Regions from separate parts of the Homo sapiens genome. Here all the other regions are linked to region 3. Evidence: read pairs that join two places in POLR2A ChIA-PET (ENCODE). Cell type or tissue: HepG2. All regions are shown on one strand. Links, peaks and the distances in the headings refer to the core of each region. The heading gives the core; the rest is flanking DNA.

Region 1 (9,964 bases), core at 3,235-8,234, 55 kb before region 3:
TAGTAGTTGCTCAATAAATATTTGTTGAGTGTTGAGTGCATACCAGTCACTGTGCTGAGTGACTTGTACCTGTGCACTCTCACTAACCCTCCCAGGCCCATTTTACAGATGAAGAAACTGGGAAACACAGAGGCTGAGCGCTCTCAAACATGCCAGATGCCCCCTCCCGACCAAATAAACTGCCAGAGACACAGGGCTGAAAGGCAGAGTGGGTAGGTGTGAGAAGGGATCTGGCTCTGAATTCTGCCTACGTCACAAATTAACTTGTGTCGTCGGGCAAGTCACTTGATGCTTCTGAACCTGTTTCTTTTTGTTTTGTTTTGTTTTAGAGACAGAGTCTCACTCTGTCACCCAGGCTGGGCAGTGGCACGATATCGGCTCACTGCAACGTCCACCTCTGGGTTCAGGTGATTCTCCTGCCTCAGCCTCCTAAGTAGCTGGGATTACAGGCACCACCACACCCAGCTAATTTTTGTATTTTTAGGAGATATGGGGTCTCACTATGTTGGCCAGACTGGTCTTGAACTCCTGGTCTCAAGTGATCTGCCCACCTTGGCCTCTCAAAATGCTGGGGTTACAGGTATGAGCCATTGCTCGGCCTCAGTTTCTTTATCTGAGTGTAGTTAGGGTTGTGGGGTTGCCATGGGGCCCTGGAGCCCTGGATCTGGGTAGAGACAGTGAGAGGGGGTAAAGGTTGGGGCCCTTCTTTGGAAGGGAGTCGTGGCTCTGTTCTGGGAGGTGGTAAGAGATGAAGGGGATAGGGCCAGGCACGGTGGCTCACACCTGTAATCCCAGCACTTTGGGAGGCTGAGGCGGGTGGATCACAAGGTCAGGAGATCGAGACCATCCTGGCCAACATGGTGAAACCCTGTCTCCACTAAAGATACAAAAAATTAGCCGGGCATGGAGGCGGGCGCCTGTAGTCCCAGCTACTCGGGAGGCTGAGGCAGGAAAATGGCGTGAACCTGGGAGGCGGAGCTTGCCGTGCGCCGAGATTGTGCCACTGCACTCCAGCCTGGGCAACAGAGCAAGACTCCGTCTCAAAAACAAACAAACAAACAAAAAAGAGATGAAGGGAATGTACTGGGCTCTGGAGACACATGGATCCAAATTCTTATGCCACTTACAAACTGTGGGACTTTGGGGATGGGACCCGAACTTCCTGAGCTTCTGTTTCCACATCAATAGAAAGGAGGGAAGCATGTGCACCACTTGGCCTTGTTGTAAGGTTAAATAAGGCCATGCTGCCAAGTGCCTATAGCAGGTGGTGCTTAGTAAACAAAAGCATGTGGGTGTCCCCTGGGCCAGCCTTTCCAGGTGAATCCCCTGAAATGCATCCCTGACCTGACCTTGGTCCCCTTGAGCTAGTAAGCCTCTATCATCTCTATCTCTCTCTCTCTCTCTCTCTTTTTTTTTTTTTAAGACAGGGTCTTGCTCTGTTGCTCAGGCTAGAGTGCAGTGGTATGATCATGGTTCACTGCAGCCTTGGCCTCTTGGGCTCAAGTGATACCCCCACCTCAGCCTCCCGAGTAGCTGAGACCACCATGCCTGGCTAATTCTTGCATTTTATTTTGTAGAGATGGGATTTTGCTATGTTGTCCAGGCTGTTCTCAAATTCCTGGGCTCAAGTCATCTGCCCGCCTTGGCCTCCCAGAGTGCTGGGATCACAGGCGTGAGCCACCTCACCTGGCTGTCACTAATACTTTTACAAGGAATTTATTTCTTACATTGGCCTCTCTCCCCAGTCAGGAGAGGTTACCCTGCTAGTGGACTGGAGAAGGATGTGGTCAGGGTGTCTGGTGTCCAGAAGGGACACTCACTCAACCTCTGCATCCCTGCCCCTCCCAAGTTGACTCCTTCCTGCCCATAGCTACATGTTCTTCCTGAATCACATCACTTAAAAGCCTCCGTGGGCACCTGCAGGGCCCACCTGAAGCTCCTTAGCTGGGCATCCACCATTCACAGCTCCTCCAACGCTAGCCTGCCACCTCCCAGCCTCTCCTGCTGCCACTCCCTGGGCAGCCCTCTACCCCCAAGCCATACCAGCTCCCGCACGCTGGCCCCGGCGCGCTGGCCCCAGCTTTCTCAACATTCTCCCTTGGCCAGAGACACCCTCCTCCTCTTTTCCACTCAGCAAAACCCTGCTTTGCTTTCAAGGCCCAACTCAGATGTCAGCCACCTCTGTCATAAAGCTTTTCCAGATCCCTTTCCCTGAGGACTGATTGCTCCTTCCTCAGTGCCCCACCCACAGGCTGGGAGGGCACACTGTCGCAGGGCAGTGGAATGGTGTCTGTAGGTCCCAGCTGTTCTGCTCCCGCTGCTCTGGGAAGAGGACAGACACAGCTGGTCTCCTGTCCCGCCCTACCCTGACTGCTGGATGCCTGGCCCTTCAGAGTCCCCTGTGTACGTCCCCAGCCCCCATCTGGGCTCTGAGCCCCAGAGGTAGCAGGTGTATTCCTCATCCGGCAGGAAGCCTCTGGCTCCACCCCGGTAGGCTGTGTGCGAAGCTATAGTACAGATGGGGTTGTTGAAAATATCCGTGACATATTCCAAACTGGCCTACTTTCCTATCACGAGAGTCTGAGACGGAGACGGGCGAGGACAAGTGAGATGGAAGTTTGGGACCTGTTCCCACCTCCTTCCTCCCTCAGTTCAGTTGTTAGGAGAGGGATTTGCAGCCTCTCCCCGCGGTCCCTGCCCTGTTCTGGGGCTGTGTGGCTGGGGTGTTGGTGGAGAGGGTGGCATGGGGGTGTGGGGGTGCAGAAGGCCTAAGGAAGTTCACAGAGCCACCAAGAAAGGAGGCCTGGGTCCTATCTGGGAAGCTTCTGGCCCCAAGAGGCAGGGCAGTGGGGGTCATCTCACTGGACTGAAGAACTGAGGGTCTGGGCTCAAGTCCTGGCTCACCTGTGAGGCCTCAAACAAGTTTCTTAACTTCTCTGGGCTTCAGTTTTCTCATCAGGAAAACAGGTTATTCGTAATCCTGGCTTGCCTCCTTGAAGCCTTGATTATGGGGTTGCTTTGAAGACTCTAAAGCTCTGGACCCTGCCTTAATAATCCGTTTCTCAGCCTCTCCCTGTCGGCGAGGCTCTGCCCTTGCATGGCAGCTTAAGTGGTCACCTGCTCCGGTCCTCTGCCTCCCAGCAGGCCTGGCTGGGCCTCCACCCTTAATCCTGGTTGAATGATCTCTGAATAGGAAGTCACCCAGCATCCTCCCCCTGGTGCCAGGCCTTCATCATCCCTCCTGCACTGCCAGGAGGTTCACACTCAGAGCTAATTTCAGTCTCTCTTGCTGACATGAAACCCCTAGAGTGTTCCCTGGCTTGTCTCCTCCTTCACACACACGGTGATCATTATTTTAGTTTCTCCCTTTTCAGATGAAACATGCCCTCCTTCCCTCTCTTTCTCAAGGTGGGCAGAATTCTTGAGGCATTTTTCTAACTCTGATGAAGCTGAACTGCTTCTTCTTCCTTCTTCTTCTTCTTCTTTTTTTTTTTTTTTTTTTTTTTTTTTTGAGACAAGGTCGCACTCTATTGCCCAGGCTGGAGTGCAGTGGTGTAATCATGGCTCACTGCAGTGTCCACCTCCTGGGCTCAAGTGACCCTACTGTCTCAGCCCCTTGAATAGCTGGGACTACGGGTGTGCACCATCACACCTGGCTAATTCGCATAAATAGAAAAATGTGGCCAAATCGAGGAAGATTGGTTGCTATGGATCCACTAATCAGGGCAAAACTAGAAATAATGATTCATTTGAAACACTTATGGGCTTGGCGCAGTGGCTCAGGTCTGTAATCCCAGCACTTTGGAAGGCCAAAGCGGTTGGATCACCTGAGATCAGGAGTTTGAGACCAGCCTGGCCAATGTGGTGAAACCATCTCTACTAAAAATACAAAAATTAGCTGGGTGTAGTGGTGGGCACCTGTCATCCCAGTTACTCAGGAAGCTGAGGCAGGAGAATCACTTGAACCTGGGAGGTGGAGGTCGCAGTGAGCCAAGATTGGGACATTGCACTCCAGCCTGGGCGACAGAGCAACACTGTCTCAAAAAATAAAATAAAATAAAAAATAAGCAAAATGTATTATTTTACTTTCTTTTTTCTTTCCTTTTTTTCTTGATAGTCTCAGTCTGTCGTCTAGGCTAGAGTGCAGTGGCATGATCTCGGCTCACTGCAACCTCTGCCTCCCAGGCTCAAGTGATCCTCCCACCTCAGCCTCCTGGGTAGCTGGGACTACAGGCATGTGCCACCATGCCCAACTAATTTTTTGTATTTTTAATAGAGACAGCGTTGGCCGGGTGCAGTCGCTCACATCTGTAATCCCAGCACTTTGGGAGGCCCAGGTGGGTGGATCACGAGGTCAGGAGTTCAAGACCAGCCTGACCAACATGGTGAAACCCCGTCTCTACTAAAAATACAAAAATTAGCCGGGCGTGGTGGCACATGCCTGTAATCCCAGCTACTCAGGAGGTTGAGGCAGGAGAATCGCTCGAAACCGGGAGGCAGAGGTTGCAGTGAGCTGAGATTGTGCTACTGCACTCCAGCCTGGGTGACAGAGCAAGACTCTGTCTCAAAAAAAAAAGAGAGAGACAGGGTTTTGCCACGTTGCCCAGGCTGATCTGGAACTCCTGGGCTCAAGCATCTGCCTGCCTCGGCCTCCCAAAGTGCTGGGATTACAGGCATGAGCCACCACGCCCTGCCAGTATTTTTTTACAGTGTTTTTTTTTTCGTTTTGTTTTTGTTTTTTGAGACGGAGTCTCGCTCTGTTGCCAGGCTGGAGTGCAGTGGCGCAATCTCGGCTCAATGCTTAATGCAACCTCTGCCTCTCAGGTTCAAGCGATTCCCCTGCCTCAACCTCCTAAGTAGCTGGGACTACAGGTACGCGCCACCACGCCCAACTAATTTTTGTATTTTTAATGGAGATGGGGTTTCACCATGTTGGCCAGGATGGTCTGGATCTCTTGATTTCATGATCTGCCTACCTCAGCCTCCCAAAGTGTTGGGATTACAGGTGTGAGCCACCGCACCCAGCCTTTTTTTACAGTTCTTAACATGTCAAGATGTCACTAATTTTTGGTCCCAGTCATATACCAGCAGTTATTGCTGAGAGGGTCGGATCTCCCAGGTGATGAGGTGAAGTCAGGAGTGGGGCAGGGAGTGGGATGGAGTCCTTGCTGAGGGGAGCTCAGAGGGGCCAGCACAGAAGATGGGTGGACACAAAGGAGCAACCACAGGAGAGGCCAGGGGAGTGGGGTACAAATCAGGATAGCAATGCCCAGAATCCATGCAGCGAGGTGCTGGACATCCCAGAGCGGGAGAGGCCAGGAGGCACCGGCAGAGAGGACCACAGCTCTGCCTTGGCTAGGAAGAGACAGACGGCCACAAAGAAAGCTACATGGGTGTTAGGAAAGCCCAGGGGAGTGCAAAGTTCAGCTAGAATATGTTTGTGTGTTTGCTTATGTGTGTAAGGAAGGAAGGGGGTGGAATTTGGAAAGGCTTTACTGAGGAAATGGAATTTGAGCTGGGCTTTGAGGCCAGAATCAGGTGTCAACAGGTGCAGAGGAAGGAAAGGACAACCCCATGGGGGAGGGGAACAGTATAGGCAAAGACATGGAGTGTGAAGGGAAGATTGTGTGTGTGTGTGTGTGGGTGTGTGTGTGTTGTGGGAGGTAGCCAGAAATAAGGCTGGAAAGATTAGAGGATGGGGTCGTGGAGGGCCTGGAATGCCAGCCTGAATTTATTGAGTAGGTCAGCAGTGAAAGGGTCCTTAGGGTAGTGTTTCTCAAACTCTGTAATGAAGGACTACCCCCGCCTTTTAAAAAAATTTCCAATTGATTGCATACCCATATTTTTGTAAAATACAGTAAAAGTGGTCATGTGCCTAGATGTACAGGCAATCGCTATAAAGGTTTCTCAGTGCTTACTCTCCATTTCTGTATTCTTGTGAACCAGTGGCTGGCACTGGTCTATGGACCACACTTTGAGTAGCTCTGCCTTAGAGGTCCTTGGATGGGCTGCAGAGGTCAAAGAGGCCCACTCATTTCTTGTACATGGGCACATTTATTTATTTACAGAGAATGCAAAATTCTTGTTAGGACCTCAAAGGGTTCAGGTTCCTATAATCCCTTGGTGTGAGAATGGGGAGCCATGGAAGATCTTTGAGCAGAAGGGGCTATAGGAAGCTTTGGAGCAGGGAGGAGCAGTGAACAGCCTGATTCACCCTGGAACTCCTCCCCACTCTGCTGCACCCTGAGCAGGCAGCCCAGGGCCTGGCATGTGGGGAGAGTGCTGTGGGGAATGTGAGATTCCAGAGAGCAGGAGGTTCACTTAAGGGGTGATGAAAACAATCTGTGGTAGGCCTGTACTCCCAGCACTTTGGGAGGTCGAAGTGGGCAGATCACTTGAGGTCAGGAGTTCAAGACCAGCCTGGCCAACGTGGTGAAACCCCATCTCTACTAAAAATACAAAAATTAGCCGGGCGTGGTGGCACGTGCCTGTAATCCCAGTTACTCAGGAGGCTGAGGCAGGAGAATCACTTGAACTCGGGAGGCAGAGGTTGCAGTGAGCCAAGATCGCATCACTGCACTTACTAAAAAAAAAAAAAAAATTGTGGTAAAGAAAACTAGAGGGCTTTGAAGGCTATGTTCGGAGCAAAGGATCAGAGAGGGGTGGACCTGCCACTGGGGCAGATGGCACGATGTTAGCTGAAGATGCGAAGCACAGATCAACTGTCTGCCACCTGCTTGGGAGGCAGGAACCTGAAAGGGAGGCCCCCATGGAGTGAGGGCTAGGCAGAGGAAGAGGCTTCGGGGAGCAGCCTGGGGCCAGAAAACATCTCAAGGTCCTACGAGCATCCTCTGAGAGTCCTCAGAGCAGTGCCCAGTGTTCCAGCACACCGGGAAAGGCTGTGACTCATGTGGGCACAAGCTCTTTTGTTCCAAAGAAGATAAGCTGAACTTTTCAGATGGTTCTACTCATTGAATTCCCTGGCAGACTCCTACTTTCATTATTACTTTGTTTTCTGAGGCGAGATTTGCATAGTATATTAATAAAACTAACCATTATAAAGTGAACAACTCAGTGGCATTTAGTGCTTTCATAATACTGTGCAACCATCAACTCTATATAGTTCCAGCACGTTTTCATCATCCCAAATGGAAACCTCATACCCATTAACAGTTGCTCCCTGTTCTCCCGTCTCTCCAGGCAAATCTCTGTGGATTTACCTATTCTGAATATTTCATATAAATGGAATCACACAATATATGACTTTTAATGACTGGCTTCTTTCACTTAACATGATATTTTGGTGGGGACTGGGGATTTTTTTGTAAAGATAGGGGCTTGCTACATTGCCCAGGCTGGCCTCGAACGCCTGGCCTCAAGGAATTATCCTGCCTTGGCCTCTCATAGCACTGGGATTACAGGCCTGAGCCACGGTGCCCAGCCAGCATGATGTTTTTGAGGTTCATCCATGTTGAAGCATGTATTAGTACTTCATTCCTTTTTATGGATGAATAGTATTCCATTGTATGGATATACCACAATTTGTGTATCCATTCATCCACTGAAGGACATTTGGGCTGTTGGATCATAGGGTCATTCTATGTTTAAAGAACTGCCAAACTGCTTTCCATAGCTGCTGAACCATTTCACATTCCCATCAGCAATGCACGAGAGTTCTTCCTACTTTCATCATTAACTAGGGGATTGCTATAACCTTGGAAGGCAAGGAGATGGTTACTAGGTGCTAGCAGGGGTAAAACGGATCAGGATAGTACCGGCTCCATGCCCTGCACCTTCTACCACAGTCTTCTAAGGCTGGTTGGCAGGCCTGGGAAGGCAGCTAGCTGGAGGTGGAAGGAGTCTTCCATTTTTTTCCCCAAGACATGTGAATCAGATGGTGAAATCTAGAGCCTTAAAGTCAAGCTGGGTGTGGCCCTGCAGGAGTTGGGCTTGTGGTCTACCTGGGCCTCAGTGGCTCATAATATGTCCTGTTAAGGACAGATACAGACTGTACCTTCCTTCTCCTCCTCCCTGCCCTGGCCTCATCTTTCTTGTCTTTTCCCTTTCCCTGTCAAAGGCCTTCTTTCACTCTTTCCATCTCTCCATACATCCCTCCCTCTCTTCTTCTCTCTTTCCTCCCCTCCCTCCCTCCTGCTTCCCCTCTTCTTCCCTTTTCTTCTGTTTTTCTCCACCTCTCATCTTCTCTTCATCCCAATTCTGTTTGCCCCCTCCCCTCACCCTCCATCTCTTCACTCCAGCTCCAGTCTCCTGTCTCCCTCCTCCCCCAACTAGAGCACTAAGGTTGCAGTTCACTCACCCACCCACCCGGGCAATTCTTTTTTGTTTGTTTGTTTTTTGAGAAAAAGTCTTGCTCTGTCACCCAGGCTGGAGTGCAGTGGTGTGATCTCGGCTCACTGTAACCTCCGCCTCCTGAGTTCAAGTGATTCTCGTGCCTCAGCCTCCCGAGTAGCTAGGCTTACAGGCGCGTGCCACCACGCCCGGCTAATATTTGTATTTTTAGTAGAGATGGCGTTTCTCCATGTTGACCAGGCTGGTCTCAACTCCTGACCTCAGGTGATCCACCTGCCTTGGCCTCCCAAAGTGCTGGGATTACAGCGTGAGCCACCTCGCCTAGCATGAGCCACCTCGCCCGGCCCCACCCCGACAATTCCTTTTTTTTTTTTTTTTTGAGATGGAGTTTCACTTTTGTTGCCCAAGCTGGAGTGCAATGGCGCGATCTCAGCTCACTGCAACCTCTGCCTCCCAGGTTCAAGTGATTCTCCTGCCTCAGCCTCCCAAGTAGTTGGGATTACAGGCACCTGACACCATGCCCAACTAATTTTTTGTATTTTTAGTAGAAACAGGGTTTCACCATATTAGCCGGTCTGGTCTCGAACTTCTGACCTCAGGTGATCCGCCTGCCTGGGCTTCCCAAAGTGCTGGGATTACAGGGGTGAGCACCGCATCCGGCCCCATCCCGACAATTCTTATGCCTAAGGGACCAAGTGGGAAGGGAGGAGGTGGGGAGCTGCAGGCATGCTTATGGACTGTAGCCACAAGCCCCTCTCCCCACTTAGGCCCTGGGAGGTCACCCAGAGTGAGGTGGGTGCTAGGAACCCTCTCCCTTGCGGTTATTCTCCCCTCCTACAGAGAAAGGAGATCCACTGGCATCAGCAGCACCGAGCATGGACCTGGCACACAGCAGGGGATCAGGGATCCAGTTCCGGTCTCCAGTTTGGGCAACAAAAGTGAAACTCCATCTCAAAAAAAAAAAAAGAATTGTCAGGGTGGGGCCGGGCACGGTGGCTCACGCCTATAATCCCAGCACTTTGGGATGCTGAGGCGGGTGGATCACCTGAGGTCAGGAGTTCGAGACCAGCCTGGCCAACATGGTGAAACCCGGTCTCTACTAAAAATACAAAAATTAGCTGGGCATTGTGGTGGGTGCCTATAATCCCAGCTACTCGGGAGACTGAGGCAGGAGAATCGCTTCAGCCCGGGAGGCAGAGGTTGCAGTGAGCCGAGATCGAGCCACTGAACTCCAGCCTGGGTGACAGAGTGAGATTCTATCTCAAAAAAAAAGAGAAAAGAAAAGAAAAAAGAAATGCGAATTCTCAGGCCCCTCCTCAAATCTGTTGAATCTGAGACCTTGAGGGGAGGGGAGCAATCGCTGGTTTAACATGCCCTCCAGGCAACTGGGCTTTTCCAATTACTTTCAGAGCCACTGCCCTACCACAGGGGGAGCCCTGGCTTAATGAGGGGGGCAAGGTGCCTGACTCAAGGAGCTCCCAGTCTGATGGGACAGATGGAACCCTTGCCATCTGACAGGGAAGACAGCCTTGTGCTCAGGAAATTCCCACTGGGAGGGGAACACCTCGGCTTTTCACTCCAAGCCCCTACGCTGGTCCCTCCCTGCCAGAAGCAACGGGATAAGGTTCTCTGGAGGAGGCTGGCTACGGCTCCG
Region 2 (9,964 bases), core at 2,961-7,960, 100 kb before region 3:
CACTGCACTCCAGCCTGTGGTGGGCAAAAGAGGGAGGCTTTGTCTCAAAAAAAAAAAACAACAAAAAAAGGCGGGGGCTGGGGAGGAATGGCCAGGGAGAGAGTGGGGAGAGAGAGGGTGGAGAGGAGGGAGAGAGGGGGAGGCTCTGGGGGCTCTGGTGACCACTGCTCATTGTCCACCCAAATCTGAGCTCCCTGTGCCAACTGGGTAGGCACATTTCCCAGCCCCTTTGCGGTCAGGTATGACTATGTGATTTAATTCCCACCACTGGGCTGCGAAGGGGAAGGGGTGTGTGCCTCTCCCAGCCTGGGCTTTAAGACCCTGGGCCTGCCCGCCCCACACTCCCTTGCCCTTCCTGCTGGCTGGAACCCGGCATGGCAGTCACTCAGCTTCGGTCCTGAGTCACTGGCAGGGCCCTAGGGGGCAGCACAGCAGCACATGGAAGGAGCCTGGTCCCCGAATGGCTGTGAGAGCTCCCGGCTGACCTGGAGTGTTCACCTGCAACACAGGAAAGAAGCAAATTTTACATTCTTCAAGCCATCATCTTTTTTTGGATCTCTTTGTTCTAGGAGTTTAGCCTAACCAGTACAACTTAGACTAAGCTAAACAGTTTAGCATAGCCCAAATAATACAGAGAATTAACCTAATGAAAAAATAATTAGCCAAATTAATACAATGGAAAATTAAAACATAATAAAATAAAATATTGGCCTAACGAACACAACTTACCCTAACTCATCCAATAATCAAAGGAGGAGAGTATCAAGAAAGGAGGAAAACAGGGTGGAATGTCACACAAAGATGGGATAGAGCCGGGCATGGTGGATCATGCCTGTAATCCCAGCACTTTGGGAGGCCAAGGCGGGTGGAGCACTTGAGGTCAGGAGTTTGAGACCAGCCTGGGCAACATGGTGAAACCCCGTCTCTACTAAAAATACAAAAATTAGCTGGTGTGGTGGCGCAAGCCATAGTCCCAGCTACTTAAGAGGCCAAGGTGGGAGGATCACTTGAGCCTGGGGAGGTGGAGGTTGAAGTGAGCAGTGATTGCACCACTGCACTCCAGCCTGGGTGGCAGAGTGAGATCCTGTCTTAAAAAAAAAAACAAGATCAGATACAGGATGAGGAAGGTCCACTGGCCTTGGCAAGCAGGATGGCACCAGTGACTCTAGTGAGATCTTCCTGGGGAGTAGGGATGAAACGGGAGGGAAAGAAGCAGATCCAGCCCATGCATCTCTTTTGAGGAACTTGGATGAGGAAGGGCAGAGATGAGGAAGGCTCTAGAACGAACCCAGGATCCAGCACGATTACAGTGCGTTAGGAGAGAGGGAGGGGTTGGGGACACCGGAAAGAAGAGAGGAAGGCCTCTGTGGAGGGCAGGTGCTGGGCTCCAGAGCTCAGGTGGACAGGGATGGACAAGCGTGTTCCCAAACGGGCTCAGACTCCTGCTCCTATGCACATGCACACACACACGCACGTGCACGCACACATGAACACACATGCACACACACCTGACACAAGAGCCTGGAGACAGGCTGGGCACGGTGGCTCACACCTGTAATCCCAGCACTTTGGGAGGCCGAGGCGAGTGGATCACTTGAGGTCAGGAGTTTGAGACCAGCCTGGCCAACATGGTGAAACCCCATCTCTACTAAAAATAAAAAAAAATTAGCTGGGCACGGTGGCAGGTGCCTGTAGTCCCAGCTACTTGGGAGGCTGAGGCAGGAGAATCGCTTGAACCCAGGAGACAGAGGTTGCAGTGAGCTGAGATTGTGCCATTGCCCTCTAGCCTAGATACAGGGCGAGACTCCGTCTCAAAAAACAAAAAACAAAAATAAGAAGAAGAGGGGCTGAGTGTAGTGGCTCACACCTATAATCCCAGCATTCTGGGAGGCCAAGGAGGGAGGATTGCTTGAGGCCAGGAGTTTGAGACCAGCCTGGGCAATATAGTGAGTCCCCCTATCTACAAAAAATAAGCAATTAGCCGGGTGTGGTGACGCATACCTGTAGTCTCAGATGCTTGGGAGTCTGAGGTGAGAGGATTGCTTGAGCCTGGGAGGTCAGGGCTTCAGTGAGCTGTGATTGCCCCACCACACTCCACCCAGAGAGACAGAGCGAAACCCTGTCTCCAAAAATAAAAGTAAATAAATAAATATATTAAAAAATTAGCCAGGCACAGTGGCATGTGCCTATTGTCCCAGCTACTCAGGAGGCTGAGACAAGAGGATCACTTTAGCCCAGGAGTTTGAGGCCGTAGTGAGCTATGATCGCACCACTGCACCGCAGCCTGGGTGACAGAGTGAGAACTTATCTCAAAAAAAAAGAAAAACAAACAAACAAAAAAACACTTTGGGAGGCCGAAGCGGGTGGATCATGAGGTCAGGAGTTCAAGACCAGTCTGGCCAACGTAGTGAAACCCCATCTCTACTAAAAATACAAAAATTAGCCAGGGGTGGTGGTGGGCACCTGTAATCCCAGCTACTTGGGAGGCTGAGGGAGAATCACTTGAATCCGGGAGGCAGAGGTTACAATGAGCCAAGATCGCGCCACTGCACTCCAGCCTGGGCGGCAGAGAGACTCCATCTCAAAAAAAAAAAAAAAAGGCCGGGTGCAGTGGCTCAAGCCTGTAATTCCATCACTTTGAGAGGCCGAGGTGGGTGGATCACCTGAGGTCAGGAGTTTGAGAACAGCCTGGCCAACATGGCAAAACCCCGCCTCTATTAAAAATACAAAAAGTAGCCAGGCGTGGTGATGCACTCCTATAGTCCCAGCTACTCGGAAGGCTGAGGCAGGAGAATCGCTTAACCCAGGAGGCGGAGGTTGCAGTGAGCTGAGATCACTCCACTGCAATCCAGCCTGGGCGACAGTCTCAAAACAAACAAAAAAACCAGAAGGGAAGTAGGGAAGTGAAGTGTCCTCCACCCTTGGTCCCTCCCACAGAGAGACTTGTCCTGGGGAAATAAGCACTGCAGTTCCAAAAGACAGGAGCTTATGGAGAGAAGAGGGGAGACTGGGGATCCATTCCCAGGGTTGCGGTGATCCTTGATCCCATGGCCCTGGTAGTGTGGCAGCAGGACTGCCTTTGCTGTTTTTGTGCCCCAGAGAGTGGGGACCTGGGAGCAGGAGCTGGATAGAGAGTAGGGAACCCCTGTGGGGAATCACGCCTATGGCTTATGAGGTCCATGTGTGTCTGTGTGGCCCTGTGAACAGGGAGCTCTGTCTGTGTGTCTGCTGGAGGGGGTCCTTGGGTTTGTTCGTGAGTCAGGAAGGAGTCTCTGGATATGCATGTGTGTGCACCGGCCTCGAGTGTGCGATCTCCTGCATTCGTCTATCCCACGTGCATGCGTGTGCATCTCTTGGCTCTGCACAGCTCTGTGTCTAGGAGTGTGTAACATGTGTCCCCCCTGCCTTGAAACAGAAACTAGGTCAGCCTGGAGATGTGTGGGCAGGAGTGGAGTTAGGGTTGGATTCTTCAGCAGTACCAGGCTGGATGGGGAGCGTCATCCAGCTCCCCATTCAAATTGGCCAGGTGCAGTGGCTCACTCCTGTAATTCTAGCACTTTGGGAGGCAGAGGTGGGAGGATTGCTTGAGGCCAGGAGTTCGAGACCAGCCTGGGAAACATAGGGAGACTCTGTAAACAATTTTTTTTTTTTTTTGAGATGGAGTCTCGCTCTGTCACCCAGGCTGGAGTGCAGTGGCGGGATCTCGGCTCACTGCAAGCTCCGCCTCCCGGGTTCACGCCATTCTCCTGCCTCAGCCTCCCCAGCAGCTGGGACTACAGGCGCCCGCCACCACACCCGGCTAATTTTTTGTATTTTTAGTAGAGACAGGGTTTCATCGTGTTAGCCAGGATGGTCTCGATTTCCTGACCTTGTGATCTGCCCGCCTCGGCCTCCCAAAGTGCTGGGATTACAGGCGTAAGCCACCGCGCCTGGCCCAAAAAATTTTTAAAAATTGGCTAGGTGTGGTGGCTTGTGCTTGTAGTCCCAGCTCAGCTACTCAGGAGGCTGAACGGGGAGGATTGCTTGAGCCCAAGAGATCAAGGCTGCAGTGAGCTATGATTGTGCTGATGCACTTTGGTCTGGGTGAGACAGCAAGACCTTGTCTCAAAAAATAAATTCATAGTAATGCCCCTCCCTCCATCCCTTCCTCCTCTACATTAACCTTGGCATAAAGAGAAGCTGCAGGTAGCCTCTGAGGGGCTTCTCCCCTTGGTAGGGACAAGGACTGAGAGGCATCTGACCAGAAGCGGGAGGGAGGGCTGGGTTTAGTTAAGACGAAGGTGTGGGCACCTATTTCTAGATCTTGCCAGGGATGTGGGAAGGGGCAGCCTGCATTGTTTTCTGCATTCCTCTGGGCAAGGACACAATAGGGCCAGGGCACTCTGCCTAGGGACCTGGCTGCATCAAAAGGACCTCCAGTGCCAGGAGGGAGAACCCTTCCTCCTCTGGACCCTGAGTGCTCCATTCAGGGAGACATCGGTTTGTCTGTTCCCCCAGCGCTGAATGCTCCTTGATCTGAGGTCCGTAAGTCCCAGACCCATAACCCACCGCATCGCCTGTGTATAATGGGAGCGGGGAGTGTAAATGCCAGGATCCACATGGGCAGTGGGCCAGCCCCCGTGCCAAGCCTCTTTGGGGGAGGAAGTGCTCTCCCCACCCCAGCCTCGCGCCCACCCTGCCTCCAGCTTCCCACTTCCTCCTCCATCTGAGCCTTGCAGCAGCAGCACCTCCTCTCTGGGGCCCAGCCAAGTAGCACTCAGCCCACGGCAGGCAGGCTCACAGCAGCCACAGAGCAGCCTTGCTCCCCGGCACCTGCTCCTCTCCTCTCCCAGCCTCCTCCGGACCCTCCCTTCCTGTCTTCTGCAACCTGGAGTTTGCACGGAGAGCCCCCTGTCATGTCTGGGGCTCTGTGTTGGGTGCCTGGTTGGTCCAGTTGGTCCAAGTCCTGATGAGCTCTATGTCACCCTGAGCAAATGTGGCCATCACCTCTGTTAGTCCTTTCTGAGTTCCAAGTCAGTCCAGACCCCTGTGGCCACTGTGGGTTCCATGTCACTCTGGACCAAAACGGGCACCACTTCAGTCTAATCCCTGTGGGCTCTGTGATTTCCTGAAGCAACATGGGCGCCCTATCATTCAGTCCCACCCCACCAGGCTCCATGTCACTCCAGGCCCTGTGAGCCCTGTCTCAGTGTGGGCTGCTACAGGCTCCCTGACACCCTGGGCTGGGTTCTGTGTTGGTTTGGGCCAAGTTAGGTGTCCTATAGTTCTAATTCCATGACAGGCTGGACACTGTGGACAGACACCATCTTGATCAGCACCGTGGACCTCCCCTTAGGCCAGACGCCTTTGGGCTCAGCCTCTGATCCCACTCTGGACTCTTGTGGGTCCTGTGTTCGCCTGAGCCAAAGGGAGCTCCGTGTTGCTCTAGCTCCTTGTAGTCCCTCGCCACTTTATGGGGGCCGGGAGGCCAGCAGCACTGGCATCACCTGAGTCTTGCTAGTAATGCAGACTCTTAGGCCCCACTCCAGGCCTCCCTAATCGGAATTGCATTTACCAACAAGATCCTAGACGATCCTGGCACATGTACAAGTTTAAGAAGCGCCATCATCAAATGCATGCTGACCTGAATCAAGGCAGGAACCTTGCTGACCTAATTCCACGTGAGCTCCATGACACCTGGGCCAGTGTGGTGACAAGAGACACCCCCCCCCCGCCCCGTGCCCCATGTGAGTGGAGGTGTTCTCCCTCTAGACACCCCTACTCCTGCCACACAGGTCTATGCCTCTCCTCTGTCTCCCCTTCTTTTCTTCCACTCGGAGGCCTTGCCTCTAACCAACTTCCTTCTCCAAAACCAATGCCCATTCCCCTGCCCAGCGTGTCTGGCACCCCCTGCACAGAATCCAAGCACAAAGGGCTTTTGTCATCCCTCACTCTGAGCCTGGCTCTGGGGCTCCTCTTGACCCTCCCTCCCGGCCAGCCTCCTGCCGCCACCTCAGGCCACCCCAGCTGGAGGCTGCTGCGGTACTTTTCCATCCCTGCTGTTCTCTGCCTTACACACACATTGCACAGATAGATCCAAAGTCTATATCTATATATACCTCTCACCCCCCCACCCCCGGACGTCGTGCGTCTCGTTTGCCAGGCTGTGGTCGTGCAGTCTGTCGCTCGTTAAGGCTCTGTCTCAGATTTGCATGTTTAATATTTTATCCAGGAAGTGCTTCTGGCTGGGGCTCCGGGAGGTGGTGTGAAGCCGACAGAATGTCAGGCCCCGGAATGGTTGCTCACGGGTGGTGGCGGTGGGATGAGCGTCTGCGGGACTGGGGATGGTGACGCCAGTTCCTGGCTGCTTGTCTGGGCTTCAGCATTGGGGTGGGGTGGCAGGAGGTGGGCTTGGGGAGAACATGTTGGAGATCAGCTCCCCCAGCTGCACGGACAGCTTCCCTTCTTTGGGCCACATGGCTATCAGAAGGAGGGGCCCCGAATTTGAACTTACTTTTTAGGTTCAGCAGCTCCACTAGGTCTTAGTCACTTCCGTGTCCGGGGATTTTCCAGGAGGAAGAAGCCCTTTGACTCCATGGGGAAATGGCGGTAACTCATCCTCTTCCTGGTTCACCCTGTACCCGGGACAAACCATGTAGGAGAACAGAGTGGGAAACAGAAAATGGGCTGCCACGGTGTGACCTTGGGGAGCCATTGAGCTCTTCTTTTTCTTTTTTTTTTTTTTTGAGACAGAGTCTTGCTTTGTCGCCCCGGCTGGAGTGCAGTGGCGCCATCTCAGCTCACTGCAACCTCCACTTCCCGGGTTCAAGCAATTCTCTGCCTCAGCCTCCTGAGTAGCTGGGATTACAGGCACTCACCACCATGCCCAGCTAATTTTTGTATTTTCAGTACAGATGGGGTTTCACCATCTTGGCCAGAGTGGTCTCAAACTCCTGACATCAGGTGATCCGCCCGCCTCGGCCTCACCTCCCAAAGTGCTGGGATTACACCGTGTCTAGCCAAGGCCAAGGTCTTTTTTTTTTTTTTTTTTTTTTTTGAGACGGAGTCTCGCTCTGTCACCCAGGCTGGAGCGATCTCAGCTCACTGCAAGCTCCGCCTCCCGGGTTCACGCCATTCTCCTGCCTCAGCCTCCCAAGTAGCTGGGACTACAGGCACCTGCCACCGTGCCCAGCTAATTTTTTTTTATTTTTAGTAGAGATGGGGTTTCACCATGTTGGCCAGGCTGGTCTCGATCTCCTGACCTCTTGATCCGCCCACCTCGGCCTCCCAAAGTGCTGGGATTACAGGCATGAGCCTTTTTTTTTTTTTTCTGAGATGGAGTCTCTCTCTGTTGCCCAGACTGGAGTGCAGTGGTGTTATCTCAGCTCACTGCAGCCTCCACTTCCTGAGTTCAAGTGATTCTCCTGCCTCAGCCTCCCAAGTAGCTGGGATTACAGGCACGTACCACCACGCCTGGCTAATTTTTGTAGAGATGGGGTTTCATTATGTCGGCCAGGCTGGTCTTGAACTCCTGACCTCAGGTGATCCTCCCACCTCAGCCTCCCAAAATACTAGGATTACAGGCATGAGCCACTGCGCCCAGTGTATTGAGCTCTTTGGGTTCCTGTGGGTGACAGGAGAGGACCACAAGCATCTTTACCCTCGCTGCCCCCCAGCATGTTAGAGACCTGAGTCAGTGGCAGGCACTACAGAGCACTGAAGAAATCCCTTCTGTTCCCAGATATTTGTAAATAACTCAGCGGGCAGGAGGGGGAAAGGAGGGAGAAAGATGAGGCTCTGGCCCAAGGGCAGATGGAATTATCTGAAGATGGAGAAAGGGAGGCGGGGAGCAGACAGACACAGGCCTTTCATTCTGACCCTTGCCAGGCATGAAGTGCCTGATTGTGCTTGTGTCCAGAGGGCTCAGTGGGGCCTGGAGGTCAGAGGGAGAAGGGATTGCCTGCTCCATCCCCCAGGTCCCTCGGGAACAAGCTCTCCACACAATTCTGCTGCCGTCTGGTGGGGGTCAGACAGAAAGGGATTCTTTTTTTTTTTTTTTTTTTTGAGATGGAGTCTCGCTCTGTCACCAAGGCTGGAGTACAGTGGCGCAGTCTTGGCTCAATGCAACCTCTGCCTCCCGGGTTCAAGCAATTCTTGTGCCTCAGCCTCCCGAGTAGCTGGGATTACAGGCGTGCCACCACGCTGGCTAATTTTTGTGTGTGTGGGTATATATATATATATATAGTTTTTTTTTTTTTGTAGAGATGGGGATTTACCATGTTGTTCAGGCTGGTTTTGAACTCCTGACCTCAAATGATCCACCTGCCTGGGCCTCCCAAAGTGCTGGGATTATAGGTGTGAGCCACCACGCTCACCCAGAAAGGGCTTCTTAGCAACAGAGGGGGCATGGCCCCAGGTCCCACTCTCCCCACCCCTTGCTGAGTTTCAGGGCCTGGAGGTTTATCTGTGCAGAATTTCTGGAGTCAGCCCTGGTTGGGGCAGGAGCAGACGAAGGGGGTGTGAGTGGGAGGATGTATGTGATTATCTCTCAGCCTGCAAAGGGGACCTCCTCCTACCTCAGACAGTTCCACATTTGCTCCCAGCTGCTCCTCCCCCAGGTGCCAAGTTGGGAAGTTCTTCCCGGCGTCTAGCTTCAGCTCTTTCCACTGCCACTGCAGTGCGATTACTCTCTGTTCTGCTATTTGGGGGCCGGAGGGGAGGCAGTTAGGGATCTTCACGTCCTGGGGTTTGTGCCTGATGTGGAAGCCAGGAGTTCAGTCTCCCTCTCCTGTTCGTTCTCTGCCCACATCCATACAGCAATGAGCCCCTATGTAAAGGGATGCCCTCCTGCCGGCACCCCACCATCCACCAGTGACAAGGAGTTAGGAAGCTTAAAGGGCCTCCAAACCGCCGACACCACCAAACCCTGCACCGAAGTACAGGCATTTTATAAGAGGGTGCCCTCTGCTCCTCACAATTCCCTCCATCTAGGTCAGTGGTTTGCGAACGCCTTTCGGGACTTTTTGTACACTTGGGACTTTTTGTTCAAAGATATCATGCAGAAGCAGAGAGAAACAAAACCAAGAACAGCCAAGCTGCTGTGGGGCCACTGAGGGCTGGGGCAGGGCGACCTGCCGCCTCCACTCCTCCAGCCTCCCGGAAGCTCCTCCTCCTCCTCCTACCCCACTACATCCTACGGGGGCTTCTGAGAGGGCCCTGGGGATTCCCAGTGCTTGGCGGGGCACAGTTAGAAAAACACTGATCTGCAAAACTAAGTTCCTTAACTCCTCGAAGCTGCCAATTAAAGGGAATGGGGGCCAGAGTCGATAAGAATATAACGAGCAGTCCCACAGGGCCAATTGGATGACAGGGAAAGAGGAGGTAGAGAGATGCTGAAGAGCAGAAAGAGCAGACTGCAGACCTGACAGGCTCTGCAGGCTGGGGCCATTCCATCTGGGGGCAACGTTGATTGGTCCTCAAGAATCTCCGGGATCTGGATGGAATTATAGCGCATGCTGTGGTTGCGGGGCAGGTCTGGGCTTCAAGGAAAAGAATTACATGATAAATTTGAGAAGAGCACCTTCCATAGTGGTTAAAATACAAAAATATGGAACAACGTGCATCCTTGAAGGCAAGTCCTCAGCCCGCTGGGTCTGTATGAAAAGCTCATAGCCTTAGGGTCTTGAGCAGTGGTTCTTAACTGGGGGGATTTTGCCCTCCCTCCCCACATTTGGCAATGTCTGGGAACATTTTTGGTTGTCACAACTCAGGAGTTGCTAATGGTATCTAATGGGTAGAGCTCAGGGACGCTGCTAAGTATCTTACGATGCTCCGGAAAACCCCCTTCAACAAAGAATTACCCAGCTCCAAATATCAATAGCACTGAGGTTGAGAAAGCCTGGTCTAGACTCTAGACAATACTGGAGTCTTTACTGTATTTATTTATTTCCCCGAGTAGAGGGTATGTTCCTAAAAGTTAGAAATA
Region 3 (9,964 bases), core at 1,970-6,969:
GTGGAGGCTGCTGGGCGTGTGTGCAGGCAGCCTGAGATGGGGCTCCCGGTGCCTCTGGCCACCCCTCTTCTCTAGGCCTGGAGTAGCCATCCCTTCTCATTGTGCACAGCTGGGGGATGGGTGGTGACCCCCGTCTCCCCGCCTCTCCCAGGGACATCCAGGACCGCAGTATTATCAAGATCTACAGAAAGGAGCCCCTCTACGCTGCCTTCCCTGGCTCACATCTCACCAACGGGGACCTCCGGGTATGGCTGGGCATGCCCAGGGCATTGGGGAGGCTGGGCACATGGGGTCCAGGGGAGCAGGGTCTGGGCAGTTGTCATCTGGAACCAGGGCCAGCTTTGGAGAAGACAGCATAGGGGCTGAGGGGTTAGGGAAGAGCCCCTGTCCCACCTGCCACTTTCCCCTCCATTCCGGGCCTGTCCACTCGGGATTTTGCTAACTTGCCTCCAGATATTCTAAGCCCTCTCTCAGGAGCCGGAGCCACCCCTTCCCCTTCTACTTCCCACCCCTCACGGTAGCTGAGCTGAGGGTTACCCCTCTGGTGCCTCTTCATCGGCCACCTTTTCCTCCATGCTAGGAACCCTGATGGGAAAGGGACCCTAGACGCAGCAGGATGGAGGGAGGGCAGAGAGCAGAAGGGACTTCCTAAGCGTCAGGGAGGAGATGCTGGCTCCTCAAGCAAGGGACAGGGGTGTCCTTGGTGACCAGCCCCGTGGGGTTCCGGGCTGTCTTCTGCGCAGAGAGAGATGGTGTACGCATCGCGGGAGTCCTCGCCCACGCGGCGCCTCAACAACCTGTCACCAGCGCCGCACCTGGCATCCGGCTCGCCGCCGCCCGGGCTGCCGTCGGGGCTGCCGTCCGGGCTGCAGTCCGGTTCGCCGTCGCGTTCGCGCCTATCGTACGCCGGGGGGCGCCCGCCTTCGTACGCCGGCAGCCCGGTGCACCACGCGGCCGAGAGGCTGGGAGGCGCCCCGGCCGCCCAGGGCGTCAGCCCCAGCCCCAGCGCCATCCTGGAGCGGCGCGACGTGAAGCCGGACGAGGACCTGGCGAGCAAGGCGGGCGGCATGGTGCTGGTGAAAGGCGAGGGCCTCTATGCTGACCCCTACGGGCTGCTGCACGAGGGCCGTCTGAGCCTGGCCGCGGCCGCCGGCGACCCGTTCGCCTACCCGGGCGCCGGCGGCCTCTACAAGCGCGGCTCGGTGCGCTCGCTCAGCACCTACTCGGCCGCCGCGCTGCAGTCCGATCTGGAGGACTCCCTGTACAAGGCGGCGGGCGGCGGCGGCCCGCTGTACGGCGACGGCTACGGCTTCCGCCTGCCGCCTTCGTCACCGCAGAAGCTGGCCGACGTGGCAGCACCCCCCGGAGGTCCCCCGCCACCGCACAGCCCCTACTCGGGGCCGCCCAGCCGCGGCTCGCCAGTGCGCCAGTCCTTCCGCAAGGACTCGGGCTCCTCGTCCGTCTTTGCCGAGAGTCCTGGAGGGAAGACCCGCAGCGCGGGGAGCGCCTCGACGGCCGGAGCTCCCCCTTCGGAGCTCTTCCCTGGGCCTGGGGAACGCTCGCTGGTTGGGTTCGGGCCGCCAGTGCCAGCCAAGGACACGGAGACCAGGTGAGGGACGTTAACCAGGCCTCAGGGACTGGGGGTGGGGGGTGCGCTGCGGAGAGGGTTCACAGCAGAGTCCGTGGCAGGTGTGTGTCCTGGACTGAGATCCTGGAGTCCTTTGGAGACCTTGAGTAGTCTTGAAGGGTCGCCAGAGAGCATCTTGGATGTGGCAGAGAGGGCATTGGAGAGACCAGCTTGCCATTTTCCTCCCATCCGCAAGACTGGAGGGGGTGGTTGAGAGGTCCCCAGACGAGGACTCTGGAGACTTGGGTTTGCATCCATTTTCTAAGCCTCGGTTTCCCCAACTGTAAAATTGAGGGGTTGAACCACTTTTAGTGGCTTTCCAGCTTAAGAGTTTGCAGCAGTGAGAGCTGTCCAGCACCGGGACAGCTGAAGTCCACTGGGGAGGAGGGTGCTGTTGAAAAATGGTGACGAGGAAAGGAGCACATTCGGGTACCTAGCCTCCAGGCTGAGGAGCCCCTGCCCATCGCTCAGTCCCCTCCTAAGGGTGCAGGGCTGGAGGAGGTAACCAGGGCAGTAGGTAATCTGCACCCTCAGGCAGCGCTGCTGAGCAGTGAAGAGAAGCCATTGGCCTTCACACAGCTCTTACGTGGCCTGTGTGGCAGGCGCTGCACAGGGTACTGTCAATGCCAAGCTGAGCAAACCCAGTTCCTGTCCTGGTCTAGTGGGGAGACACTCAGCATACCTCCACTTCCCTTGGGTGGTATGGAAGGAGGCGTTCCTCGGGGCCCCTGGGGTCTGTGGAATGGTTTGGGGGAGGGGTCAGGAGAAAGGCAGAGCAGGCAGGGGAAAGCATTGCCAGGCATGGAGAGATCAGCGTGCAGCCTTTAGGGAGGGAATGAAAGGTGAGATGGGAGGCTGTGGGCTTGATCCTTAGGCATTGGGGCCCTTTGCGTTGTCTGTGTTTTGGCAGCCAGGGATGGGACGGTGTTTCTTCTGGTTACCAATCTTAGGAATGGGGGGCTGGGCAGGAGAGACCCTATGCTCAGAGGCGAGGTTGCCCAGACCCCCTTCCTCCCCAGGGAGCGCATGGAGGCCATGGAGAAGCAGATTGCCAGCCTCACAGGCCTGGTGCAGAGCGCCTTACTGCGAGGCTCTGAGCCTGAGACCCCCAGGTGAGGCCCCTCTCCCAACACCACTGCCAGGGCCTAGGGGTGGAGCAGGAGGAAGGGGAAATGGGCATCGGCTCTGCCAGTGTCTCACTGGGTGACCCTGGGTGAATCCCTTCCCTTCTCTGGGACTCCATCCTGAGATCGGAGAGCTGGAGGAGATGACATCCAAGGTTCCACCCAGCTCTGAAGGTCTGGGGCTGGCCTGGACCCCCTGATGGCTTTTTTCCCTGTGCCACAGCGAGAAGATTGAAGGCTCCAATGGAGCAGCCACCCCCTCAGCACGTGAGTGAACCTCCCCCTCCCCCATCCTTGTTCTCTCCGAGCCTGTTTTCTAATCTATAAAGTGGGGATTAAGCAATAGCTACATCACTGGCCTTAGCCCAAGAGGTCTTTTTCCTGGCACTTTGGTCCCCACCGTTAGGGCTGACCACTTGGGGCAGGTAGAGCCACGGGCTTCTCTGGCTACTGTGTGGGGTCGGAGAGTAGGGAGGACTTTGTCCCAGCCCAGTCCTTCCCAGGCTCACAGTTTGTTCACTTTCTCCCATCCTCGTGGTCCTCTGCAGCCTGTGGGTCAGGCGGCCGGAGCAGCGGGGCCACCCCGGTGTCCGGCCCGCCCCCGCCCTCGGCCAGCAGCACCCCCGCAGGTCAGCCTACCGCCGTTAGCCGGCTGCAGATGCAGCTTCACCTGCGAGGCCTGCAGAACAGCGCCAGTGACTTGCGCGGCCAGCTCCAGCAGTTGCGCAAGCTCCAGGTACCGCCCCGTCCTGGGCCCCGCCCCACCAACGCCCACCTACTGGTAGAAGTCCCTTGCCGCAAGTCCCGCCCCATCCCCTACTACCTCATCCTTTTCCCAGAGCTTCCACGCCCGAGTCCTTCGCCGCTCACTGGCCTCTCTCCGAACCCTTTCTCCCCTTCCCCTTTCTTGAGCTTCCGCTCCCTCGCTGAACCTCCACTTCCTCACCAAGGCCTTATCCCTCGCCCGTGACCCCCTCATTGAGCCCTCCTTCTCCTTCCCTGAGTCCCCATCGCCCTCCTGGAGCCCCAGTCACCCACTGAGCCCCTCCGTCGTCAGTATCCCTCGGGGCAGTTCCAGTTCCTTCCTGCCCTGCATCCCTTTCCCTGAGTCAGCGAGAGCCCTTCCCCCAAGTCCTCTCAGCTCCTCCCTCCTGAGCCCCAACAGTCTCCCCGGCCCTGCTTGGCAGATGGTCCCACCTGTCAGGAGCTTGGCATCGCCGAGTCCGCTCCTCAAGCAGGCCCAGGGGCCGTCAGGTGAGGATAATTAGCAGAGACAGGCTGGGGAGGGGGCAGAGAATTGCCATCTGGGCAACGGGTAAGATCTTGCCCACCCCCGCCATTCAGGCTTGGAACAGGGTTGGATCGATCATCAACTTAGTCTTCCTGTCCCAGCCATAGAAGCTCTATCAAATGCCAGCGCTTGAGTCCTTCATTCCAGTCCCGTCCCCATTCCGGGATGATGGAAGCCATAGCCATGCGGCCGCACTGTCGGCAGGGACCTACATAGGGCTACACCCTGTCCCGCAAATATTCCCAACCCCTTCTCCTGCCTCATATTCCCCAGAACTTAACCTTGCCCTCCTCCCCCTGCAATACCACCCCTGCTCGCGGCCACAGCCATGCAGCTCCCCCTTTGCATGGCCCATTTTAACGCTCCCCTCTCCACGATCCCCATCCGTTCTCCTCCTGCCTCTGTTCTTCCCCAGAACTTAGCCCTCTGCCCCTGCCCTTCGCCATCCCGCCCCTGCCCTTCGCCATCCCACCCCTTCGCTGCTGCCTGAGGCGGAGCCAAGCAGCCGCTTCTTCTGCAGAGCCCCGCCCTGGATTGGGCAGTCCTCTACCCGCCTTCTCCCGGCCCTTCCCCTGCCTCGCGGCTCCGCTCCCCCCACCCGGGTCCATCCGTCCGTGCGTCCCGCAGCTACAGAACCAGGAGTCGGTGCGCGCGCTGCTGAAGCGCACGGAGGCAGAGCTGAGCATGCGCGTGTCGGAGGCGGCGCGGCGGCAGGAGGACCCGCTGCAGCGGCAGCGCACCCTGGTGGAAGAGGAACGGCTGCGCTATCTCAACGACGAGGAGCTTATTACCCAGCAGCTCAAGTGAGGCTGGGCCCGCGGCGGAGGGAGGGGTGGGGGTGCGGCTGGAGTGACCCGCAACCTGGTTTCCCTGGGAGGCGCAGCTCCCTTCCCTCTGAGTCACAGGTGGCGTTGGTCTGTTCTGAAGCCTGATTTCATTCTCCTCTGGCCTGATTTCACTGTGACCCACAAACTTTTGACCGGCTGGCATTATTCCTGATTTCTTTTTTCTGGCTTGATGCCTGCTTTTGCTATGGTCTTGCTTCATAATGATCCACACTCAGGCTTCCTGTGGCCTGCAGCTTCACTGTCATGTGGCCAGCTGCCTGATTTCCCTCTGCCCTCTGCCTACTTTCATTTTGGCCTGTGACCCGTGCAAAGTGACCCTTGGGTAGTGAGTTCAGGTGCAGCGTTCAGGTGCCGTCACTGCTCCAGCCTGGCGCTGACCAGCCATCATTGGAGATCCGATTCCCTGATCTCTGAGTCCAGATATAGCCAAGGAAAACCCACCTTCCTTCCTAGTGCAGCTGGAACAGGGCTGTAGTGTTTTCAGAAGGAAGGAGGAATCGCGAACACTGTGCCTCCGCATGCTTAGGCATGGAGGGGTTAACAGAAGACAGTCTTCTGATCCAAATTTAGCAAATGGCTGTCTGGCCAACCATTCCATTGTCTGGCACCTTTGAAGGGAGACGCTGCCTTTCAGTGTCCATTCAGGGAGTGAGCACCCACCCTGCTTTCCCTCGCCAGTGATAAGGATCTGAGACAGAGGCCCTGCTCCTTCCTTTGGGCCCTCTCTTGGTGACACAGGGCACTAGGGGACCTGGAGTCCAGTGCCAGCACTGAGAGGCTGAGTGATCAGGGCAGTTCCTGCCCCTCTCTGTGCCCCAGTGTCCTCATCTGTACCCAGCATTAAGTTTTTCACCTCTCTTTTCAACAAGGGGTTGAGTTGTACTGGCCAGTGACTCCGGGAGCCAGGAGAGGCTGCTCCTTGGAGCCCAGCTTCCTCACTAAGTCATAAATGAGCCTCTTGCGACGGGCTCCTTGAGATGGGTTGCTGCTCCTCAGCCTGAGGCCCACATAGCCTGGTGGTACATGTGCATTTTAGCAAGGCCCAAGGCAACAATTCCCATGACACCATGTGGCTGAAATAGGGTAAGGGGCCACCCCATCACTCTAGGTGTGATAACTTAGTGAGGACTCCAGCCAGATCTCCAAGCAGACTGGCAGGTGTCATCTCTCCTCACCCAGGGAATTCCATTTCTCCAGATTTTCTATCCTTTCCTTGTCCCTTTTCATTCAGCCCAGAGGAGGGGGGTTGGAATTTTCAAAAGCAACTTTACCGAGACATTAAAGGAAAATTAAAGGAGATCTAAAAGCACAGAGCCAGAAGATACGAAAGGAGAGATTTATGCTACCGTCATTATAAGTGTTTGGTCCTTGGCTCCCTGAAGGCCTTGGTTCTCCAGGAACACAGACTCCCCAACCCCTGCCCCATTATCAAACCCATTACTCAGAGAGCTTGGGACCTGCATTACTGTTTCTGGCAGGATTCTCCATCCTCCTGAAAGGGGACTCCTGCTTCTTCTGGGTTGGGCAGATACTGGGCTCCAACCTGGCCATGAAGGCCCTCCCTGCCCAGCTCCCATAGCCTTCCCAGGCTTTAACCCTGCAGCCCCCCTGCCCCACACTCTGGCTGTAGCTCGTGGTTACTCCAGGAGCTTACGCTTACTCTTGCTCCAATTTGCTATACCACTTCCTCTTTCCTGGCAACTTGCTGGAAGTTAAAACTGGTTCTGTTTCATTCAACTTGACTCACTCACCTGCCCATCTAGCCCAGCACTTAAGGTCTGTCTGGGCACTGCCTTTAGGTGCAGCCTCTGCTGACTGAGACCTTTTAGGTCCTGGAATCTACCTTTGCCTAACCCAGGTCCAGCTTTGTAGGTATGCCACGTGTGCGGTCACGCGGAGCCCCATGCTTGGAAGGGCCCCATGCTTGGTGTAATGCTCTGCTGTTGCCATCTTGAAATTCTTAATAATTTTTAAACTAGAGGTAACATTTTCATTTTGCATTGGGCCCCATAAATTATTTAGCTGGTTCCATTTTGACTCTCCCCTCTTGACCCCTCCAGGACTAAACCTGGGCTTGGAAAGCCTAGCCACATTTTAATCCAGTGTCTAGACTAGCTGGCCTGGGACTCATTTGCAGAGCTTGCCCAGGTTAGAGGCCCCCCAACTTTGGCAGATTGGGTGATCAGAACATCAAGTTGCCGATTGAGCTTAGGGAGGCCTAGTCTCTCCTGCCTAAGAATTGCAGTGTTGTCATCTCCTGGAAGCTTATTTGAGTCCTTTACATGAGAGTCTCTTCCCCCTCTGAGTGATGTTTGGGAGTGACCATTTTATAAAACTGGCACAGCCTGGACCAGTCAGGTGTTACACATATGAGCAGGGGAATTGTTCTTTCCCATGTGGTAGAGCGAGGGCTGGGCTAGGACAGTGTATGGATTGGGGGCAGCGTGGCTGATGTTGGTCTAGTGTGAAAATGAGATGCAGCAGAACCAATGGCTGATGTCAGATGTGAGTAGATCCCGCTTTGCTGCAAAATAGCTGTATGACCTTGAACTAACTAGTTAATCTCTTTGAATATCTGAATATCTTTTTTTCCTTTTTTTAAAATGCCAGAGTCTTAGGATAGCTAATTAATTAGGGTAGCTTCCTATAACAAATAAGCTCCCAAATTGTTTAATAATTCAAAAGTAATAAACATATCTTTCTCATGGAACAGTATTGGGTGGGTTAGGCGGGTGGCTCTTCTCCATGCAGTCATTCAGGGACCCAGGCTGATGGAGGTTCTGCCGTCTTCAACATGTGTTTTCCAAGATCACCCAGAGAGTTTCCAACCAATGGAAAAGGAGAAAGGAGCATGGAGGACCTTACATGGGAGGTTTTTGTGAGCCAGGTCTGGAAGCAGCATGTATCCCTTCCACTCATCTTCCATTGGGTAGACTTCAGTTAAATGGCCACTTATCATTGCAAGGGAGGCTGGGATGTGTAGTCTAGGCTCTGAGCCACTGTTTGTCTGTGTATAAGCTGGAGATAATAACTGTTCCCACCTCCAGGATTTGTTTTGAGGGTTAATTAAAGTAATGAAAGCCAAGGCCTGAGTGTGGCACCTGGCATACAGTAAGTGCGTAATACAGGATAGCTCTTTAACTGGTAGTGTTGCTGAGTCACAAGCTTTTGCCCTTGACTTCAACCCAGTCTGTCTTTTCACCTGCTAGTTGGATGAAGATGTGTAAGGCGTGCTGATAAGATTTGCTGATGACACAGAGCTTTAAGGGGGAGCAAATCTGTTGGATGGTAGAACTGAAATTCAAAAGTTGTTTGCCCCTGGATTGAGCTGAAATCCAACAATGGGATTTGACAGGAATATATATAAAGTCCCGCATGTGAGTCAGGGATGTCAGCGACTCAAGTACAGAACTGAGATGACTTACCTGGGCAGCAGTTCCTTCTCTCCCTTGTTCATTCATTCCACAATTATTTCCCAGACATCTACTCTGCACCAGGCACCATGCCAGGTGCTAGAAACCGGAGATGAATCTGGAAGACATGGTCTTTGCCTGCCTGGGGTTAGTAGTCCAGAAGGCTGCACAACCCAGCCAACAGGAGCTTCAGCGGTTTGGAGGGCAGGAAGCAGACCCAACAGCCGCAAGGGGAGGGGCTGGAGGACAGCTTCCCACTGAGACCTGAGGATCAGTGGGAGTTAGCACGTGTGTGTGCCTGTATGTGTATGGGTGAATGGAATATTCTAGGCAGAGAAAACAGCATTATAAAGAGCCAGAGAGGACAGCACATGTAGCACCTCAGAGCAGGTCTGAAGGGCTCTAAGCAGAAGCCAGATGAGATGAGGGTTACAGCAGCACGGAAAACAAGAGCAGTTCCCAGGCACTGAGCCCTTTGCCGCGTGCTTTCCTGTCTTCATTAGCTCATCCAATCCACCTGATGGCCCCCATGAAGGGGGAACTCTTTTTTTTTTTTTTGAGACAGAGTCCCACTCTGTTCCCCAGGCTGGAGTGCAGTGGCATGATCTCGGCCCACTGCAACCTCCGCCTCCTGGGTTCAAGCGATTCTCCTGCCTCAGCCTCCCAAGTAGCTGGGATTACAGCCGCACGCCACCATGGCCAGCAAATTTTTGTATATTTAGTAAAGACAGGGTTTCGCCATATTGGCCAGTTGGTCTCGAACCCCTGACCTCAGGTGATCAGCCCACCTCGGCCTCCCAAAGTGCTGAGGTTATAGGCTTGAACCACCATGCCTAGCGGGGAGCTCTTACCATCCCTATTTTTTGGACGAGGAGGTTGAAGTCCAGAGATATTAGGTAACTTGCCCAAGATCTCTCCTCTGGCAAGGGCAGAGTGAGGATTGGAGCTTGGATCAGTCTGACTCTAGAACCAAGTTTTCAACTACCACCTTCCTGCCCTTCTTGGCTGCATTGAAAAGTTTGGATGTTAGGCCTCAGGATGATGGGATCCATTTAGCGTTCAATGGCACAAGTGAAGACCTGATCTGATTTACAATTTAGAAGAATGTAGGGTCTCAAATGACACAAGTTCAGCATATAGTAGCTGAAAATCTAACTCAGCTTTGGCCCTCAGGAAAGAGGCTGTGTGGCTGGATCATGTGAGAGAAGGGCAATGGACATGGCAGTTTCCCCCGAGACAAGAGACCTCCCCGGGGGCACGTGCTCTGCCTCTGGTTCTTTGAAAGGCAACTAAGTTCTCTCTGCTTCCTTGGCAGAATAGAATCAGGGGATGCAAGTTACAATGAGAGATACTCGGGCAGATATTGCTGAGGGTCAGAGCTTCCAAGGGGGCAGATGGTGCAGGGCACCTCTTAGGGAGCGCTTCTGAAGTCTCCTCATCTCTGAGATTTGGCGTTGCAGATTTTACTTGAGTATGTGGCCTGATGGCTGGCTTTTATGTTTGTATGCTTTTGAGACAAGGTCTCCCTCTGTCACTCAGGCTAGAGTGCAGTGGCACAATCACGGCTCACTGCAGCCTCAACCTCCTGGGCTCAAGTGATTCCCCCTGCCTTAGCCTCCCGAGTAGCTGGGACTACAGGCACCTGCCACTACATCCAGCTA

What was found. ChIA-PET counts read pairs that join two places held together with the same protein. Peaks named below come from ENCODE experiments on the same cell type or tissue, not always from the same donor. Only the 100,000 strongest peaks of a DNase experiment are listed, where the experiment ranks them.
Region 1: POLR2A ChIA-PET joins it to region 3 with 29 read pairs; 10 of 35 experiments call an interaction of 5 or more read pairs at or near these places.
Region 2: POLR2A ChIA-PET joins it to region 3 with 27 read pairs; 19 of 35 experiments call an interaction of 5 or more read pairs at or near these places.

Annotation. Positions count from the first base shown.
Region 1 is chr17:38,609,725-38,619,688 of GRCh38, reverse strand. No RefSeq gene overlaps it. Among named protein-coding and RNA genes, the nearest start is that of SRCIN1, 8.8 kb to the right of the region's middle. RefSeq lists enhancers at 1-74, 9,861-9,964. In HepG2, for the core only: no CTCF peak of the experiment used is centred there; DNase peaks (open chromatin) are centred at 5,468 and 6,268.
Region 2 is chr17:38,653,733-38,663,696 of GRCh38, reverse strand. No RefSeq gene overlaps it. Among named protein-coding and RNA genes, the nearest start is that of EPOP, 16 kb to the left of the region's middle. RefSeq lists enhancers at 4,492-4,991, 6,407-6,701. In HepG2, for the core only: no CTCF peak of the experiment used is centred there; DNase peaks (open chromatin) are centred at 4,066, 6,066, 6,506 and 7,836; H3K4me3 peaks cover 756 bases.
Region 3 is chr17:38,553,108-38,563,071 of GRCh38, reverse strand. It overlaps SRCIN1 (SRC kinase signaling inhibitor 1), which reads left to right. Exons shown (of 19, transcript NM_025248.3): 6 at 152-245; 7 at 744-1,609; 8 at 2,647-2,739; 9 at 2,975-3,018; 10 at 3,300-3,487; 11 at 4,670-4,845. Among named protein-coding and RNA genes, the nearest start is that of SRCIN1, 48 kb to the left of the region's middle. RefSeq lists enhancers at 1-342, 343-895, 1,449-2,002. In HepG2, for the core only: CTCF peaks have their summits at 3,432 and 4,784 (motif pointing left); DNase peaks (open chromatin) are centred at 3,501 and 4,771; H3K4me3 peaks cover 2,206 bases.